Regions from separate parts of the Homo sapiens genome. Here region 1 is linked to region 2. The links are chromatin loops, found by intact Hi-C in ENCODE. Cell type or tissue: ovary. All regions are shown on one strand. Each heading gives the region's core, and the rest is flanking DNA. Links, peaks and the distances in the headings are about the cores only.

The links. A loop is a pair of places that touch in the nucleus more often than their neighbours do. Peaks named below come from ENCODE experiments on the same cell type or tissue, not always from the same donor. Only the 100,000 strongest peaks of a DNase experiment are listed, where the experiment ranks them.
Region 1: a loop joins it to region 2, with 4 times the contacts of the local background. A loop is called at or near these places in 2 of 110 quality-filtered maps.

Annotation. Positions count from the first base shown.
Region 1 is chr11:56,519,555-56,530,009 of GRCh38, forward strand. It overlaps the pseudogene OR5M5P. Among named protein-coding and RNA genes, the nearest start is that of OR5M11, 18 kb to the right of the region's middle. In ovary, for the core only: no CTCF peak of the experiment used is centred there; no DNase peak of the experiment used is centred there.
Region 2 is chr11:56,459,467-56,469,921 of GRCh38, forward strand. OR5M9 (olfactory receptor family 5 subfamily M member 9) reads right to left here and starts at 3,935. Exons shown (of 1, transcript NM_001004743.1): 1 at 3,003-3,935. The coding sequence starts at 3,935. The coding sequence ends at 3,003. It overlaps OR5M3 (olfactory receptor family 5 subfamily M member 3), which reads right to left. Exons shown (of 2, transcript NM_001004742.3): 2 at 9,808-10,455. The coding sequence ends at 10,108. In ovary, for the core only: no CTCF peak of the experiment used is centred there; no DNase peak of the experiment used is centred there.

The DNA of each region.
Region 1 (10,455 bases), core at 2,373-7,372, 59 kb after region 2:
GTTACCCAGATAAAAGGTCCCTCTCTGTGGGACCTAGCAATATATGGAAATCTTCCTTGAGAAGACCTTGTCTCCCCTTCATTTAAGGAGTTCTGGGTCTGTAAACTGCCTCAAGTCTACAAATTGATTGAGGGACTGTAACTATCAGTTATTATAATTCAGAATAGACTTTTGTTCACTTGACCTAAAATGTTTTTGCATATTCAGATCAAGTAAGAATTTAGTGGGCTTTCTATTTACTTATACAACTGGGAACACCATAATTAACTAGCCTGTGCTAGCCAATGTCATAGATACGTGTGGGTCAGACTATTCTATTTGATGCTTTAACCTGCTGTTCATTATGGTAACTATGCCCACCTTGCCTTGGGCCATTGAAAGCCACCACCTGGCCTCTGCCACCCCATGATCTAGTTACTATTACTGCATTTTGATTTTCCAATTGTGTGGTTGCAGTTTCCCCTCACAAGTTTATTTATCAATGTATTGGTGAAAAGCTTGTCTTCTGAACCCTTCCAGTATGGGTGAGTAGGTCTTCAATGGCAAGTCCACTCTTGAATTTTAATTTCTCTAGACCTTTGAATTCCTTCCTCTACATTAAACCAAGGGAAGTTAAACATTTCCAGTTTACTCACAGTGGACCATCTTTTGATTCATGTTTCAGCCAAACAACCAAACTTAGAGCTTTTTCTAACTCCCCAAGTTGCAACATTAAATGGAGAATCTCTGTTTAATGAGCTCATATTGACAAATTAGACCTGATCCAACTATATCTTCATTCTACTCTTTTACCATATGCTTAGTATCCATTCCTACACATGTTCCCTGGATTTCTGTTTGTATAAATTAGAAAACTCATCTACTTTTTTAGTGCACCACCTCATGGTCTTGCTTGGTACCTCTTCTTTCAGGGGCTGTTGGTACTTGGGTTTAGTTATAAGTTTAGAAGCAAAGAAGGGTGGTAAAGGTGGGCCCCAAAAAGAATCTGTATTGTCTTGTATGGAAACTGCCTCAGGGGAAGTCTTTACCATTTATTCTGGCAATATGGAGTTAATTACCCAAGACATAGGTGGAAAAGCTGATACCACTGGGAACGGGGAGGCCAATTCCACTAGGAGTATAGGAGTAGGGAAACCTCTTTCACTGTCAGATAGCACTTATCAGAATTTAGGGGCTCAGTCTTTCCAGCTTCATCAGGATCTTCCCACAAACCCCCAACGCAACATATAGGATCCCTTTCTGCAATTCTCTAATTGAAGCTACAGGAGACAAGGATCTCCTTCCAGACATACATAGAAGCTCTCAGGGTTGGACTGGAAATTAAAATCCCCAAGCTCATCCTTATCTTTCAGCACTTTGTCCAGTGACATTAAGAGTAACCAATCAATATCGTTATAATCCTTAGTTTTCTAAGAAAGTACAAAAGTATATAGAGAGTCACATAGTTCCTTATATCTTATAAGTGTCTGATGAGGATAATCCAATGTGGATACTTTGCATATATGTATAAACAGTTTATGTCATGGACTATCAATGCTTTTTCGACTACTCTAAATAGTCATTAGCATCTTTAAATCTAATGAAATTAAAGAGCCAATTCCAGAAACCTCAGAAACAGATAAGAAAATATATCCTTAAAATTATGTTGCTCTAGAACCACTCTCAATACCAAAATCTGTATTCATCAGGGTTCTCCAGAGAAAGAGAAGCATTCTATATATAGAATGAAGATTTTACATATATATATATATATATATATATATAACATTACATGATTACACACACACACACGCACACACACAATGGAAACTGGCTCATGCAACTATAAAGGCCAAAAAGTCCTGTGATTTGCCGCCTGCAGGCTGGAAAACCAGGAAAGCTGGTGGTTTAATTCAGTCTAAGTTTGAAGACCTGGTAGGGGAACAAATAGTTTAAGTCCTGGTCAGAGTCTGCAGGTCCGAGGTCCAGGAGCACCAACATTGTCCAAGAGCAGGCGAAGATTGATGTCCCAACTCACCCAGAGAAAACAAATCTGCTCTTCTTTTGCCTTTCTATTCTATTCAGGCCCTCAGCAGATTGCATGATGCCAGCCCACATTGGTGAGAACACTCTCCTTTACTCAGTCTTCCAATTCAAATGGTAAAATCTCTTCCAGACACACATTCACAGACACACCCAGAAATAACATTTTACCAAGTATTTGTGCACCCTGTCGCCCAGTCAAGTTGACACATAAAATTAACCATCATGCTACTATTTTCAAACGTTACGTTCTTTCTATTTCTATTTATTTGGTTGTTCAAAAAGAGTCACAAACATATAGGGCAGCTACTGTTTTGTGTTATTGATTCCTTCAAGGAGGTAACATTATCTAGACATATTCATAAGGTGAAATTCAAAAACAGAGAAGTTTTTCTGGCTTACAAAGAGTAGAAAGATTCCAAATTTGTTTGGAAAATATAAAGTTAGAACTCTCATACACTTCCATCACATTATGGAGTAGCAACATGGCGTGTGGTGAAATTTGGTTTTATTTGGTCGGAGTAGCCACAAGGTGGCAGGATATGATGCTATTCCATGTCGTCAGCTCTGGGGATAACACCATGTTAAATAAGTTTACATGAAATGCAAACATAGAGAAGGACAGCCATATAAACGTGGAGCACTTTGGACCCAATATTGTGACTACATGGAAGGCAGATGACCATGTGGATGTGATTGCCACAGATGGCTGCAGGGACAAAACACTGGGTTAACGGGAATGTGACCATGTTATGCTGTTCATATAAATTGGCTATGGAATTGAACTTGCCAAATAAAAAGTTAACCAGAATTTGTAGGATTGAGAGATTGGCAAGGAGACAGTGTGAGGATGTGATGTGCAGATTTAGGGCCAAGTTTTCCAGAAAAAGAAAAATACAAATTAATAGAACCAAGAGAAAGAAGACAAGATGCAACGCCGGGCAACTGGCCAACCTCAGGAAGATAAATTTCTTCTCTCTGGTTTGATTTATTCTGCACATTTCCAGATGAATTCTGTTGAAGGAGACAAAAGCAGACTGATTATACATGAATAAAATATACACATTTAAGTTACCATCAGTGTTTTGTTTTGCAGGAAAATCCCATTACCTTACAAAACTAATATTATAATCTCCATTATTTTTTTTACTTCTTTTTTTCTATCTATCTATCTATCTATCATCTATCTGTCATCTACCCATCAATCATCTATCTATCATTTTTTAGGGATCACATACTACATACCAGGCTGAAAAATAGAAAATAATTGCTCTCAAAACATCATTGTTTCTGACCTCATGTCACTTACAATATTATAGAGAACACAGACATTAATTATATCCAAAGAGTAATAAATGTATTAAAAGAAAACATAGAAGGTTATGAAAGGAACCTAAGTCTAAGATAGGTAAAGTAACTTTCCAGTTAATAATTAAAACAGGTACCTTTTATTGAGTAAATACTATGTATCCAGTACTGTCCTAAGTGTGTTTCATGTGTTAATTAATATCTTCTGTGAAGACAGCATCCTTATGAAAAATCACTATGTCTTCACTTTATAGAAGAGGGCACTGAGGCCGAGAGAGGTTGTATAACTTGCTCAGTAAATCAGATTCCAGAGTTCATGCTCATAACTACTCATTTAGCTAATAAATGATGGAGTTAGGATCTGACTGCAAAAATTTGTCTTATGGAACAAGTTAAATTTATCTATACATTATAAAAAGAATTTTTTATAGTGCATTATATCCTTCAGTGTGCATGCAGCTGTCAAATACATGATCAGCAATACTTCTGGAAGATAGAAAATAATTATATTTTTCATTGTATGATTTTGCCTTCAATGAAGTATAGTGGCAAAAGTATAATAGTAACACAAACAAACAAATAAACTTTAAAGCCAGGCATATTTGAGCTCCCCTTCTAATCTACCTATGTGCTTTTAGGTTAACAACTTGTAAATCTGTTGTCTTTTCTTTAAAGTGGAGATTATAGTACTGAATGCATAGTGTTGATGGGCAGATTAAGTAAAACAACTTACATTAAAATATTACCTGAACTATAATAAAAAGTATTACTCTGTCTTATTTTTGTGTGTATGTGTGAGTGTGAGTGTCTAAATATTTTTCACTTATTCATTGTTCCCAAAAACATCTGTTATATGAGTAAAGACATTAGGCTCATAACATCACTACTCCCTATAACATTTAGTATTTTATACACATGTATAAATTTTCCTGAAAGGAATATCAGAGTGATGATCTTTTGGATAGGTGAGGAGAAAATAATATATCATATTTATTGTTCTTTTCAAAAGTACAGTAAATATTCTTTATTTTTTCTGATTATTTCTTCATTGTATTACCCAATTTGTCCAACAAATAAAGAATTCAGCAGAATTAACTTTGAAAGAAAAGAGACATGAAATTGGAGACTCTTCTTGAAATCTCTTATGACAGACTTTAATAATGGGATTTTAATGTCATCAATAAGAAAGTTATTCTTTACTTTTTAGCTAAAATCCAGGGCCTACTAAAATAACATATTAATACCAAAAATTTTCATCAGCACATATTTATTTTATGTCTAATACAATATGATATGGACTTAGATAGTCTTAACAGGCTGATAGACGTGATTCCAGCGAGCCAGTCAATTCATGAAAGCACTTGGTGTAATTCCTTTCTATCTTGAACTTTTGTGTATATGGGCGTAACTATTGGTTTTGTATTGCTAAAGTCAGTCATAAACATCAATGACATTATGGTTACTTGTATTTCTGAAAAGTAAGTTGGCTTATGACTAATAACATATTCCCTCAGAGTCATCTGCTGGTCTGTTCAAAGACACTTTTCTTATAAATTCTAAAATTGAGGCACTTTGTTTACTTTGAAAGTGGACATTCATTAACTTTTAATAAAATTGTGTATGATGTGTACTCTTTCATGCTGCAGTCATTGAACCTTTCTTCGGTGCCAAGCTAGGCTGTACAGATAGAAGCATGGGCCCTGAGATCAGAAAATTTTATATAATTAAGAAGCTGGTTTCACATAACTAAAAACATATGTGTATTTAAACAGGAATACATCTAGGTATGTGTCTAAGCGGAATTCAACAATTGTTAATTAAATGTAAAAAATTAGTAAAAATAGCTTTTTTATTTATATGTGTGTTTTAACAGAATTTGTGGGCAATCTGACTTTCAAAATCAAGGTATTTAAATAGGAACATGTAGTAGTACAAGGTTTAAAATAATTATATGCAATAATATAAAATGAATGAGTCTGAAAATTTCTGTAGAAATACTAAGCAGAGATTAACTCGAAGGTACAAAGAAAGCTTTGAAATACAACTGAGAAAAAATATCATGTCTTTTTGAGTTGTGACTTGTTATAGTTTTATGGTTTTTTCTTTTTCATTGAAACTAACATCTACATATTTGATCACAAATTGGTTCTTAATTATTTTGCTCAGACCCCACCTGACATTACGTCATACTAGGAGCTATGGGAGGGCTGAGGAAGGTGCATAAAGCATAAACAAGTTCTAGTCTTGGACAATCACAGGGCTAGCTTCAATTTGCCCAGAGATAATTTTTTCTTTCCTCTCTTTCGTTAGCACCTCCATAGTCTTACAGCATTTAACAAATTGTATTGATCTTTCTGTTTACAGTTTCATGACCCCTGTAAAACTATGCCATTGTCGAGCTCCTTGAAAAGTCCTTGGTGTTAGGAGAAGTGTGACTTATTGTAGATACTCAGCACACATTCATCAATTTTGCTTATGTTATCAACTGCAAAGTCACCAGATTTGTCACATCCTTAAAATATCAACTTGTCCTTTGCTTCCTTTAGCACTAAAATACTTACAAACAAGTCGACATATGTCATTCTAAAATTAGGTATATAATAACTAACTGTGACAAAGTACCACTGTGAGTAAAATTTGAATGATGCTACTAATAAAAATATATGATCTATCCTGAAAAATAGATTAAAAAAGCAGAGGTGAGAGAAAGCATGAAGGACTCTAGTCCCCAGAAGTGTAGAATTGAATTGATAAGTTCTGCAGAAGTCACAGTTATTTGCAGCCAGTCATATACCCTTATAGGAGCCATTCTTTGTCTGCTTCCAGAGTTAATATTTGAAAAATAACTGCTGGGCTGGCCTCATGTCCTGTCGTGGCAGAAGGAGAAAGGTGTCTTATTGAAAGTGACTCTCACAAGTGGAGAGACATAAGTGGGTGTCAGGCATGGACACAGAGGTGTTATCGTAAGTTTTCTCTCCTAGAGAAACAGCCTAGAGGGACAGCAAGTCTCACCAGCAGTTGTGACATTCCTCTAAACCATGAGACTGAAGTTTCTTGGTAGTAATTGCTACAGAATTGTAAACCACTAAAAAGCAACCATGACAGTCAACTTGTGTTTTAACAATCGTGTATATATGTGTGTACATATAACCACACATTTGTTTGTAGATACGAAGAAATTAAAAAAAAAAAACTAAAGAAACTGTTAATCGTTGTAACTCTAGGAAGTGAGAATAAAAAATCAGGGTGTGGGAAAGAAAATAAAATATTTTAATCTCTTACTTTTTACCTTTCCATAGAGACCTAATGTTTTATTACAACAATGTATAATTTTTTATAATGTAAAAAATATGTTGTTATAAATGTAATTTACATGTAAATTTACATGTAAATTGTTACACATGTAAATTCATACATGTAAATGTATGCATGTTATGAATAAAAGAATAATTATTCCTCATACATGCATATACACCTCCCTACCCTTCACACACACATATTTCACTCATATGTAACATGTAAAACCATAAATTTTCTCTATCTATGTCTATGTTTTGTTGTTAGATTATAGTTTTTCATTGGGGATCTAAAATTGACTTTACTGTAAAGCTACTAAAGTTAAATACAGTTCTCATAAATAGAAAGATTTTTTTATTTGACTAATAAAGATACACTGATTTTACTTCAAAAGCACGTTTCTTCTGATCAGTTTCCAAAAAGCTTGTTTCACATCCTTGTTCCTCAAACTATAGATGATGGGGTTCAACATAGGGCTTACAAAAGTGTAGAAAACAGCAATGACTTTGGACTGTTCCACTGACCTGTCCGTGGGAGGTCTAACGTACATGCAGAACAGGGTTCCATAAAACACAGTCACTGCCACCAGGTGGGACCCGCAGGTGGAGAACGCTTTGTGCCTACTTTCAGCAGAACGCATCCTCAGGATGGCAATGAGAATGAAGATGTAGGAGATGAGGATTATGATGAGGGAGCTGGAGAGGTTAAATCATGCTACCACAAACATGGATGTTTCCTTAATGAAAGTGTCAGAGCAGGAAAGTCGGATGAGGGGTGGGTCAGCACAGTAGAAGTGATTAATGATATTGGAGCCACAGAAGGTCAAGTGGTATGTCCACATGGTTTCCATCAGTCCACTAAGAAACCCATAGACATATGGACCAGCAATCAGGCGAATACAGAGCCCTTTGGACATCTTGCTGCTGTAAAGCAAAGGGTTACAGATGGCCACATACCTATCATAGGCCATTACAGCTAGCATATAATATTCAGTAATCACCACAGCAATGAAAAAATAGCACTGGACTAAACAAGCAGCATAGGAAATGGCTTTCTTGTCTGAGAAGAAGTTCACCAACATCTTGGGAGTCACATTAGTGGAGTAATACAAATCCAAGCAGGACAAACTAGCAAGAAAGAAATACATGGGGGTGTGGAGGCGTGAATCTATCCTGATCAACACCAACATCCCAAGGTTCCCCCCGACAGTGATCAGGTAGATTAGCAGGAACAGTACAAAGAGGATGGGCTGAAGCTCTGGAAGATCCTTTAATCCCAAGAGAATAAATTCCGTCACCAAAGTAGAATTTCCTCTAACCATTTTCTTAGGTACCAGCATTTTTCACTTAAATGGATGAAAATAAATCAAGGTGAATGAGAAGTCCATTACATGTTACCTTTTTTCTCTTTCTCTTATTTGCTCTCTCTCTTTTTCTTTCTCTCTTGTTCTCCCTCACACAGCCAGTCAGGCAGGACTCAAGAATATAGGGCCTGGTGGTCTTAAAAAAGCAAAGGCCCCAATTAACTGGGTGTATCATATGCAGATGATTCCTAAAAAGAATGGTTTCTGTGTTACCAACGTGTTTTGGAATGAGGGAATAGTGTCCTAAAGTTTGTCGAAAAATGGATTAAGCCACTAACTGCCTTTTTCAGTTGACTATACAATCATGGGCTTCCTTTATAACAACAGTCCCCAACCTTTTTAGCACCAACGACCAGTTTTGTGGAAGACAATTTTTCCATGGATGGGGGTTGGAGGGTGGGGTTGTTGGGGATAATCAAGCATTAGATTCTCGTAAGGAGCACACAACCTAGATAGCTGGCATGCGCATGCAGTTCACAATAGGGTGGGTGCTCCCATGAGAATCTAATGCCAAGACTAATCTGACGGGAGGCGGAGCTCAGGCAGGAATGCTCACTTGCTGGTGGCTTGCCTCCTGCTGTGTGGCCCAGTTGCTAACAGGACATGGACCATACCAGTTCATGGCCTGGGGGTTAGGGGACCCCTGCTTTAGTGTCTCCACCTTTGAGAATTTCACTGGCTATGTGCTGTATTAGAGAGTCCAGAATCATAGGGGTTTGAAGGAAATTCTGGGTTTTTTTTCTTCACTTTTTTTTTCTTACTGCTATACCAACAAAATCAAAAGCAATTCATTTCTTTGTGAATAAACCAAAGATAAGGTTTCTAAATTTGGAATAACAAGGGCCTATATGAATTACTAATGAAGGAATTTTCAGTCGAAGGAGTTTGTAGGAGTAAAGCAAGAGAAGTTGCCAAATGTTATTTCATAGATTTTATCTACTGGTCCATTTATGTTTTAATTTAATCCTGAATGCATTTAAGGGGTTTACAGCATATAACAGAATGTGACAAATTTGTTCTGCTAGTGGAACACAAATTTGTTTCAGGTTTCTAGCAGCATTAGTTCAAACTTCTTTATAATATTATAATGTCCAGAATAATAAAATGAAAAGTAATCAAGAGAGATAGAATTATTCCTAGAGTTCAAACAATACAAATTATAATGAACAGATTATACTTTCAGATAATATTAATTCAGATAATATCAATTGTAATGAAATGAGACAATGGGAAATTATGGTGCTGGGATTCTATACAATAATTTTTTATTATAAATTCCCAATGTTGCCTTGTGTTATTTTATAAGTAAAACACTAAAGGAGATAAGAGATCAAAACTTAAATGTCTATGGGAGCCCTTTAGCTAATAAGAATGAGTGAAGTGGGTTGGGTTTAAGAGTCCACTGAAGTGAAACATAGAGTGGTTCCCAGTGTAGACTCAGAAGTCACTCAGGCCAATAGAATTTTGCTTTATGTTAGCAGGGACCTTGTGTTGTAAGGTCTTAAGAGCTTTACATTTTAAATATCAGAATTCATTGTTTTTATGGGAAATCTACCAAAGATAGTGTTGGCAATTCATTCGATTTTTAAATTTATCTTAATCCAGGGCACAAAACAGAAGTCTGTAGGCTTGAGCTAGTGGGATACAATTCCTTGCAACACCAGTGTCTTCAACTACATACTTCAGTGTCTAACCTCTTCCCGGAAATTGAATTAAGGGTTCACACAAGTTAGCTACTTTGACTCTGTGATGCTTTCAGGATGCTAAATGATTTAACCATTGTAATATGGTTACATTTGTGCACAAACAGCACTGAACACTCCATGCATGCAAGTTGCTTTGCTGGGGAATTGAAGACAACTGATCACAGTGCTTGCCTTGAAAGAGCTGGTTGATTTTCATGGTAAGGAGCATGAAAATTAAAGTTAAATATGATTAGTTCAATAATAAAAATACAAACAAAATAACTAATTGTTTCAGGAATCAGGGTAAGCATCAAAGGACAATAATCTAACTGGGGCTTGAAAAATAACTAGGAATTTCCTAGAGGAATAAGAGTGGGGAGCAGTTTTAGCTAGTATGAACAGTACATGCAGAAAATTGTCTTAGGCAACTTTCAAGAGAAATTAAACATATTTCACATAGATGCAGGGATGACTTTTCTATTGTGGCAAATAAGACATTTAATAAGCGGTAAGTAGTCAAACAAAACTTAAAGTCTCCAACACATACCAAGAAGAGTGAACATGCCTCCTGAAATCTACAAGGAAGCACATCTTTGAATTTGTCTTTGACACGCAGTTTTTGAGTGTGTGTGCCTGTGCGTGTGTATGGCACCCAAGTGATGGTGATGAATTAGAACTGACGTTCCCTGTTACTTGGAAATTGAAATGATTTCTTGTCTTAAATCTACAACTTTGGCCTTTGAGAGGAAAATGCAATAATTAGAAAATAAAGATTTATGT
Region 2 (10,455 bases), core at 3,090-8,089:
CATCCAATCCAGCAATCCCATTACTGTGTATATATTGAAAAGAAAACAAATTGTTCTGTTGCAGCTTTCTTACTCCTGTCGTTTGGTGAGCAGGAGGGAGTGGTGCCCAGCAGCTTCTTCACTCCCATAGTTTGGCGAGTGAGAGGAAGTGTTATAGCTCTTTCATTTCTGCAGTTCCATGAGTTCCAAGTTCTTCTCTTGAGACCAAGAGGAATGAGGTACATGGACACTGGAGAGTAAGTAAGTCTCATTAAAATTTATTGAGTGAAAGAAACACTCTCAACAGTGAGAGGGGACCCAAAAGTGGGTAGCCTTATGTGAGGCTGAGTCTGGGCTTTTTATGGGCTTAGACTGGGGAATGCATGCTGATTGTTTTATTGGTGGGCTTGGAAAAGACACCATTCGGTTGGTTAAAAGGCATCATTCAGAAGGAATCAATCAAGAGCATGGGTAAGGTGGGGATGGGAGTTCTCCCTCTGTCAGTGGATTCTGTCTGGAACTAGCAGCTTGGCTTTCAGGCTTTAGACTGTCCTGGGCTTGAAGGTGGAGTTTCACCTGGACCCAACCCTGTCAGCCTAGGAATTTGTCTGTCTCCTGTTGTTATCCATTCTACCAAAAGGACATATACATTTGTAAGTTGAATACAGAGCAATTAACAATAGCAAATACATGGAATCAACCGAGGTGTCCATCAACAGTTGACTGGATGTGGCAAATATACACTATGTATCACCAAGAAAATGTGGTGTATATACACCATGGAATACTACACAGTCTTAGAAAAAAATGAAATCATGTCCTTTGCAGTAACATGAATACAGCTGAAGGACATAATCCTAGGTAAATTGATGCTGGAACAGAAAACCAAATACCGCATATTTTCACTTATAAGCCAGAGCTAAACATTGGACACTTGTGGACATATAGATGGGAACAATAGACACTGGAGACTATTAGAGTGGGGAGGAAAGAGTGGGGCAAGGATTGGAAAACTAACAGTTCTGTACCATGCTCACTACCTGGGTGATGAGATAATTTGTATCCTAAGTCTCAGCATCACACAATATACCCATGTAACAAACTTAGACATGAGCCCCTCAAATGTAATAAAAACTGAAAACATATTGAATGAACTGGAAAGAGGACCCAGAGTCTCAGGTGGAACCACAGACCTGACCAAGAAATTGATTTCTGCCTGAGAAGACCCTGAGCAGCAGGCCCATTTTATCTTTACCTGCACTCATAACCCATGGCAATTCTGAAATAATAAATTTATGCTGTTTAAGTTGTTAAAACAAAAAAGCCCAAACCCCCACAAATGTATATCAGGATAATAAGGAGAGATTAGAACTCTGACATACAGTTGGATAGCAAGTTTTATATTTCTAAAAGGAAAAATGAACTAGTGGAGAATGAGGAATAGCTCTGCCATAATGACCCCCCAAAAAATAAGGCCTTAGAATGTCAGGTTGTGACGCCGATCTCTGTAAAAGAAGTTGTTGCTTGAGTAGCCCTGCGTTTTGTTCTTCATCCTGACTTTTTAGAAGCAAATTTGGGTGGTTTAGAAATATAAACATAGTGTTAACACAATTTTCAATACAAGCAGATCATACTTTACTTTCAGAATGTAAATTTATGAAAGAGTACGTATCCCATCTACCTTTACTCAGATCCATTCTAAGTTACTAGGAAAGTGAACCATGGTAAATTTGCATGAATAACAATGCTTTCTGTGTTTGAATTAGTCCATCTTCCTACAAGCATTACCACAACTATATTTTACTTCTCAGAGTCAACTTGTACATACTAATTGAATTGTGCACCCTTGTAGTTGGATTATCACATCCCGAATAAACTCACTCATCAGCAATCACCTTTATCTCCCACTTGCCTTTATGCAGTTAACTTAGCAAGAGTCACCTGGGGCAAACAAATTTCCATTGTTGTCTTTAACAAGAATATAATGTAGAACAAGTAAGCTATGGAAGCACCAATCTAGACAAACAGTGAGCTTTTAAAAATGTTTAACCAGGCCCAAATGGGATGCAATTTAGAACTCTGCTGGTCACCTTTGAGTGAGGGTCCCATACAATTTAGCTGAACAGTTCTTCTTATCTGGTTTATCAACTATAGACATTAAAAGCTTGATTTAAGTTGCTATATACAAAGTCAAAGAATTTAATGTTAGTGAAAAGAGCTGGAAGCAAAGAAAACTTTCAAATCATATTATCAATCAATGGTTTAATAAGACAATATGGTATTGCCAAAGCTCAGACTTTGTGTCAGAAAATGTATACTGCCTCATCTTTTCATTATGATTAGGGCAGGAAAATCTTTTGTCAGAGAGAGTTCACCCTACTAACATAAAAGAATGTGTAAATGAGTACCCATCAAGGAGTAGAGTTAGGGTAAGAAAACAGACCATTGAAACAAAACATTATTAACTATCAAATTATGTGAAATGATGACAAACAGGATTATATTAAGACACTAGTTTAAAATTCTAAATATAATTGCATTTTCAAAATTTTAAACACTTTTTAGGTAAACTGTTCATCAGTATTCTATGGCCATGAAAAAGAAATGAAGTATTTACTTTTTTCTGAGAATTTGTATATTTCACATGAAATCTAGTTTGAGGAATATGTATATGTATAAAGTACTCTGCAAAATAACATCCAACACTAACAAGCATACTTCCAACTTAACATATATGTATGTACACTCATTTGTGAGTTCCTCCAGTGACTAAACTTAGCCCAATTTTAAGCATATTGTGAATGAACATTGTGTCATCTTTCATAATATTGGCGCACATATAGGAGAAAATATGCTTAGTAATTAGAGTCCATACAAGGGGTAAAACATCACCCTGTTACATCAGACCTCTTAGTGTGTGAAAGAGTTACCTTTTGATACTGTTTTCTGAGCTAGGACTTTTACATGTGACCATTTATAACAGGACCCTATTTATAATAGGGACAACAATATCCACTACAGTTTTACTGCCTCACATATGTCTTGGTGATTGCTTTGTTGACTGCTTCTTTTACATCCTTATTTCTCAGACTGTAGATCATGGGATTCAACATAGGAATTACTGTGGTGTAAAACACAGCCACCATTTTGCCCTGCTCTACGGATTCCTCAGTGGGTCTCCTGAGATACATGAAGATGGGGGTCCCATAAAACATAGAAACAGCCGTCAAGTGGGACCCACAGGTGGAGAACGCCTTCCTCCTGCCATCGGCAGAGCGCATGCGTAGCACAGCTACTACAATGAGAGTGTAGGAGATGAGGACCACCGAGAGGGAATATGTGAAGTTAATTCCAGCAATAACAATCATTGTGATTTCTTTGATGTGCACTCTCCCACAGGCAATCTGGATGAGAGGGGGATCTGCACAATAGAAGTGATTGATTTCAAAGTTTCCACAGAAGTATAAGCCATAAGTCCATAGTGTGCATATTAGGCTGACAGAGAATCCATAGACATAAGGCACAGAGATGAGCCGAACACACACAGTCCTAGACATTTTACTGCCATAAAGCAGAGGGTTGCAGCCGGCCATGTACCTGTCAAAGGCCATCACAGCCAGGATATAGACCTCCACGTGGACAACGGCAATGAAAAAGTAGCACTGCACCAAGCATCCCACATAGGAAATGGTTTTTGTCTCTGATAATAAGTTTTCCAGCATTTTGGGGGTAACGTTGGAGGAGAAGCACACGTCCGCAAAAGACAGATGACTCAGGAAAAAGTACATGGGACTCTGAAGCTGAGGACTGATGCTAATCAAAATGATCATACCAATATTTCCCAACAGAGTGATCATGTAAACCGCTAGGAACACCACAAAAAAGAGAACCTGTAGCTCCTGACGACAGGTCAGCCCCAGGAGAGTAAATTCTGTCACATCCGTGAAATTAGGCATTGCCTTAGTATAGGCCAAGTCTGTGTTGCCTATGGAGAAATTGTTTCAAAAGGAAAGTAAATGAATTTGTTTTATTCTTGAAACTGAGTTGCGTTTGTCCTTATTTTAATTCAAATAATTTAAAAACAATGTACACTTTGCAAAAATGTACAATACAGGGTTTAAATATACTATACATAAAATGAACTGAATATATAACATAATAGACATTGCAGTTTTAGTTCTGATCCAACTTTCCTTTGCTATAGATGTCCATGATTGTAGTTTCACTTTTTTGGCTCATTATAAATGTCAAACTAGGTAAAGAGCTGCAGATGCTGTGGTCAGAGATTTTCCTATGTAAAAATTTCTGATCTCTACTGGTTTCCTGTTACTAACAGAATTTGACTTGGGTTAGTGTTACTACTGTATTAAGTATAAAATATATGAAATAAAGCATCAAGGCATCTAAGAAACATAAACTAACACTACATTTTGTTTCAGTCACAGTGTGATGTACTTTTCTTATTTTACACAAAATCATTAGCGCTTTAGCATTTAGGTTGCTGCAAAAGTTATTGTGGGTTTTGCCGTTACTTTCAATGGCAAAAATGCAATTACTTTTGTACCAGCCTAATATTAGTTTGTTTTGTTTACCTTGAAACTCCTTAAACTGTCTTGCTTAGTAGTTACATTTAACAGAAATTTAGAAATAGTTATACATATGATTTCTACATGCCCTGATCTCTAGATCCACTAAACATAGTACAATAATCCAGTATAATTAAAACTCTCTAAGAAATATTTTTCTAGAGGCAACAGTCCCAGCCTTGTAATACTTATAAGAATAGCTGTTATTGAATGTTCAGGAAAACTCTTCTACGCAAATGTCCTGTAAAACAGGTTTTATTTGCATGACCATTTTACAAATGAGGAAGCTAAACACTGAGAGATTAAGAAAGTCTCCCTGGGTCAGAGGTCTACTAATTAGCAGAATTGGGATGCAAACAAAATCATTTTAGTGTTGTGTCTTTAACAATCTTCTATTGCTGCATCTTTGACAGCCTCTTCTACCATTATATTTCTTTTCATTTGAAATTCAGTTTGCTCATCCTCCACAATATGTGGAAGTTATCTCTTTCATAGTTCATCTTTAATGGACTTTTAAGAGCTTTGGTTACCCCAGAGCAGCCTAAACCACTGAGATAGTAAATCACTGCAACTCTCTACTTGTCCAAGTTTATCATCCCAGGATCAGATGATAATGATTTCTGGGAGAAAATTAATTTAATACCTAAATGTGTATCATCTATCAAAATAATCAAGAAGATTGAATTTGTAATCGACAAATAAAACCCAAAATTCATTTCTATTAACACTTCAGGAATTTTTCATGAAGAAAACCAGTGAAGGCATAAATTACTGGACCAATCATGCCAACTGACCCTATATCCCCAACTCCATTCATACATATATTTAAACAATATTATGAAAGTTAATAGTTTTTGTCTGTAAAAGAGAATGAGAGGACAAAAAATGAGAAATGAGGAGTTTTGCAAATCTTCATTATAATAAGCTCATTCTTACAAAGTTTTCAACAAACCAGGGATAGAAATACAAAAAGTTCCCAATAATATAATTTCATACAAGAAGACACTCTGATAACAAAATAAGTCTGTGAATAAGGTATTAGTTGCCTCTTCAAGACAGAGAGTGAAATTAAAATATTTGACTACATCAATCTCTATTGTAATGAGTGAAAAACTTGCAGACCTACCTTCAGCATAGAGAGTAGAAAATGATAACTTCTCACTATTTATAATAATGTCTTAAACATTAGGAACACTGGGATCATCTCCCTAAAGGACGATTCAGGTAATTATGAAAAAAATAATAAGTAAAATTCTAGACACAGCTCAGGTATAGGAGCAGTTAAGGAGTGTGGATGAGAAGAAGATTTTTTAAATAAAATAGATCAAAATTCTTGATCAATAATATAATCTTATCTCTCACTTTCACATGGGTTCTGTCTTCTTTTATTTACATATTGACAATTATGCATTTCAGCAAAATATTGGCCTGCATCATATAAAATTTCAGTGAGTCCCTTTCTTTCTGGTTGGACAATTGTTCTAAAAAGTGCCGTCTGTCAGGATAGATGATCATAGGAATGCACGTCCTATGCATCTCATGGTTGTGTTACAATGTCAGATGCCTCAAAGAATAAATCATTGGTAAAATGAGTACAAGTAGAAGTTATTACTGAAGTCAGTCAGGTCTGGGATTATACCTTTGGTATACCACTTTCACTATGCCACCTTGGACAAGCAATGTACTTCAGAGCCTCAGTGTACTCATCTGCAGAATAGGGAAATGACTATCTTACATTTTGGTTGAGATGATCTTAGAATGATATAGGGATAACTCTCTTCCCAATGGCTGTTGCATGTGAAGCACACAAAAAGTTGTCATTATTTGTGCAGTTTTACCTCTAAACAGTTTACTAGTATTATCTTACTACTTCTTTAGTATTCTAATATTATCCTTACCTTGAAGAATAAAAGTATTCCTATGTGAAATAAGTATGATGTACCAGGCTTGGTGGCTCACACCTGTAATCCCAGCACTTTGGGAGGCCAACGCGGGTAGAACATCTGAGGTCAGGAGTTCAAGACCAGCCCGGCCAACATGGTGGTACCCCGTCTCTACAATAATACAAAAATTACCTGGGCATGATGTCGGGTGCCTGTAATCCCAGCCACTCGGGAGGCTGAGGCAAGAGAATCGCTTGAACCTGGGAGGCAGAGGTAGTAGTGAGTCGAGACAGTGCCACTGCACTCCAGCCTGGGCAAGAGAGTAAGACTCCATCTCAAGAAAAAAAAAAAAAGAGAAGTATGATTTTAAGTCTTTCCTTTTTTAATTTTAGGGTTGGGGTACATATGCAGGTTTGTTACACAGACAAAGTGGCTTGATGTACAGATTATTTCATCACCAGGTAACAAACATAGCACCTAATAGGTATTTTAGGTATTTTTTTGCTCCTCTCCCTCCCCTCACCCCTATTCTCAAGTAGGCCGTGGTTATGTTGTTGTTGTTCCCTGCTATGTGTCCATGTATTCTTGTTGTTTAGCTCCCACTTATAAGTGAGAACATGCAGTATTGGCAAGTTTACATACTATCAAGCCAAAGAACATGGATACATGGATGCAAACTTAAATTATTTAAACTCTAAAGCATATACTTCCTCAATTTAGTCTGAAAAATCAACAACAGAATTGTGTTTGGGCAAAGTTTTTTCCAGTGTCAAAGTACCCAGAATTTATTAATTTCTTCTCACCAGTTATTGAGAAAGTCTATTAGATGAGTTTGACATTAGGGAATTTTGACTTCATATGCAATATCTCAAGAAAATGTAGATTGGAAAAGAAGAAAGAGTGTGTGTGTGTGTGTGTGTGTGTGTGTGTGTGTGTGTGTGTGAGAGAGAGAGAGAGACAGAGAGAGACAGGAAGAAAAAAATACAGAAGAGAAATAGAGAAAGAGATAACTTGGCTTCATGCTTAGACGTTGGAAATGCTTAAATATGATTAAGCTCACAGATGTAGAAATAAGTGTGACAATACTATCTATTTTTAAAAGTACTTTACAGAAATATCTTGAAATTCAGATGGGAAAATTGCTTTAAGCTCTGCCAAAAAATCGAGACTCATGAAAATTATTAGGCAGAAAATACATAGGGATCAGAGTTTACAACCTTAAAAGTAACTGGATGGGTGAAAAAAGTGACTTGTCCAAGGTCATCCACAAATTCACTTGAAATTTGGAAACTCAAACCAGAAACATGGTTTGACCACTGACCTGGAGTCATCATTCTTTATGTAACACTAAACTAACCCTCAAAAGAATAAACAGAAACACATTTCGCCTTTGAAAAAGAGAGGTAACAAAGATGGTTCAAATTTACCTGCCAATAAGCTGCAGGTGATAAAATGCTTTCAAAACACATTTTGAAATTTATTAATAACAAGAAAATAATTTGGCATATCAAGGGTTCCCCAAAAATGGCAAATAAATGTTTTTATTGACAAAATAAATTACTTTCAACTTCGGAGTAATCCCAAAAGAAGTTGTGTACCTTAGATATTAAAAGTCTCTAGAGGTTCGACATCTTTCAACCATGCTGCCCATGATTTATGTGTATGTATGTCGAAATGAGTTCATTTCACTTATAGGTTCTCTTGAGGTAAATAAAATTCAATATTGGACAAAGAAGAATGCTTTTTTACACTTTCATCAATAGCAGATAAACATTTCTTTTTCTTCACAACCTTGCCAGCATCTAATTTTTTTGGCTTTTTGATAATAGCCATTCTGACTGGTGTGAGAAGGTATCTCGTAGTTTTGATTTCCATTTTGTTAATCATCAGTGATGTTGAGCTTTTTCTTATGATTCTTGGCCTCATGTATCTTGGTTTAACCATTGTGGAAGACAGTGTGGGGATTACTCAAAGACCTCAGAACAGAAATATCCAGCAATTCCATGCCTGGGTATATGCCCAAGTGAATATAAATTGTTCTACTATAAAGACAAATGTACATGTATATTCACTGCAGCACTATTCACAATACAGGTAATCAACCTAAAAGCCCATTGGTGATAAACTGGATAAAGAAAATGCACATATACATCATGGAATACTAGGCAGCCATAAGGAAAAAAACGAGATCTTGTCCTTTGCAAGAAGATAGACGGAGATAGAGACCATTATCTTTAGCAAACTAATGCAGGAACAGAAAACCAAATACCTCATGTTCTCACTTAGAAGTGTGAGCTAAATGTTGAGAGTACAAGGACACATAGAGGGGAGCAACACACATTGAGGCCTATGAAAGGGTGGAGATTGGGAGGAGGGGGAGGATCAGGATAATAATTAATGGGTACTAGGCTTAGTACTTGGGTGATGAAATATTCTGTACCACAAACCTCTATAACACAAGTTTACCTATAGAACAAACCTGCACTCCTACCCTTGAACTTAAAATAAAAGTTAAATAAAAAAAGAATGCTTTTCTCTCAGATGACACCAATCTTGCTTTATATTCACATCTTTGCAGATAATTTTAATTATTTAAATGTATAATATAAAATGTATAAATTACATTTCTTTAGCTATATATTGTTTGCCTCAAAACAGAAGGTGATTATTTATTTATTTGGGCTGAGGACGTAGACTTGATGAAATAAGTTAAGTTGTAGCTTCATCCTTATGCTTCACGAAATATGGTGCAAGAGAGATGTGAAATTATGTTCCCATTATTATGTCATAAAATGTTATTGATAACAACAAATAGTGCATGCTAAATACTGAATTTATTTTAAATGCAAAAGTTAACTAGAATATGTAAGTGCCATGTCTTGGTCACAGGTGTACCAAATATCCCACATGAGTAGAATGTAATTTATTCTGTGGAATTTGGAGAGCAATGGTTTTACAATGACAGCTTCTTCCACTAATTCTTCAACTCCTCAGTCAGAGTGAAGACACCAGCAGGGGCAAACCACAGTCTGGTGACTGGCAATCATAGAGTAGAAACACAGCAGTTCCTGGGGTCTGTGAAACAGAGACACTTACCATGTTGTGTTTCTTAAGAAACACCAAAAATTTAAAAATCATGAAATACAATAGTATTGCTATTTTCAAAGTAGCAGTCTCTGAACAGACCCTACCCAACATAATGAAAGACGCATTAAACAATAAATAATCTCATAACAATTAGAGAGACCAATATTTTATGTCTTCATGTTGGAAAACCAAATTAAATATCATGGGTTTTTTTTTTCTGCCCCACATTTGTTTTTAAGTGGGCAAATAAATATTTCTTAAATTCATGCACCTGCACTTTTCAATAAGAAAACGTCTTTTGGTTGCAGCTATTTGAGCAATTTCCCTTAGTACACCTATGAACTTTGGCACACATCACAGTTTCAATTAACTTATTTGTATGTAATTAATCTCCATACTCACATCAACAGAAATGAATCATTCCTCCTTATATTTTCTCAATTTGTACCACTTTTATTTTTCTTTTCAACCCACAGAATATCTTTATCTTAATGTTCCTAGGTACTGGGTAATAAACTTTTTCCAAACAAATAATAGAAGATAAAATTAAATCAAATTTGATTTTATTTTGTTTAACATGATCTGCTGATCACTTTCATCATGGCCTTTTTCACATCCTTGTTCCTCAGACTGTAGATCATGGGATTCAACATGGGGATCACTGTGGTATAGAACACAGCCACCATCTTCCCCTGCTCCACAGACTCCTCTGTGGGACGTCTGAGATACATGAAGATCAGAGTACCATAGAATATAATGACAGCTGTCAGATGGGACCCACATGTGGAAAAGGCCTTCTGCCTTCCTTCTGCTGAGCGCATTCGCAGAATGGCAATGAGGATGAATAAGTAAGAGATGATAATTACAGTCAGGGAATATGTGAAGTTAATGCCGGCAAGTATGATCATTGTATATTCTTT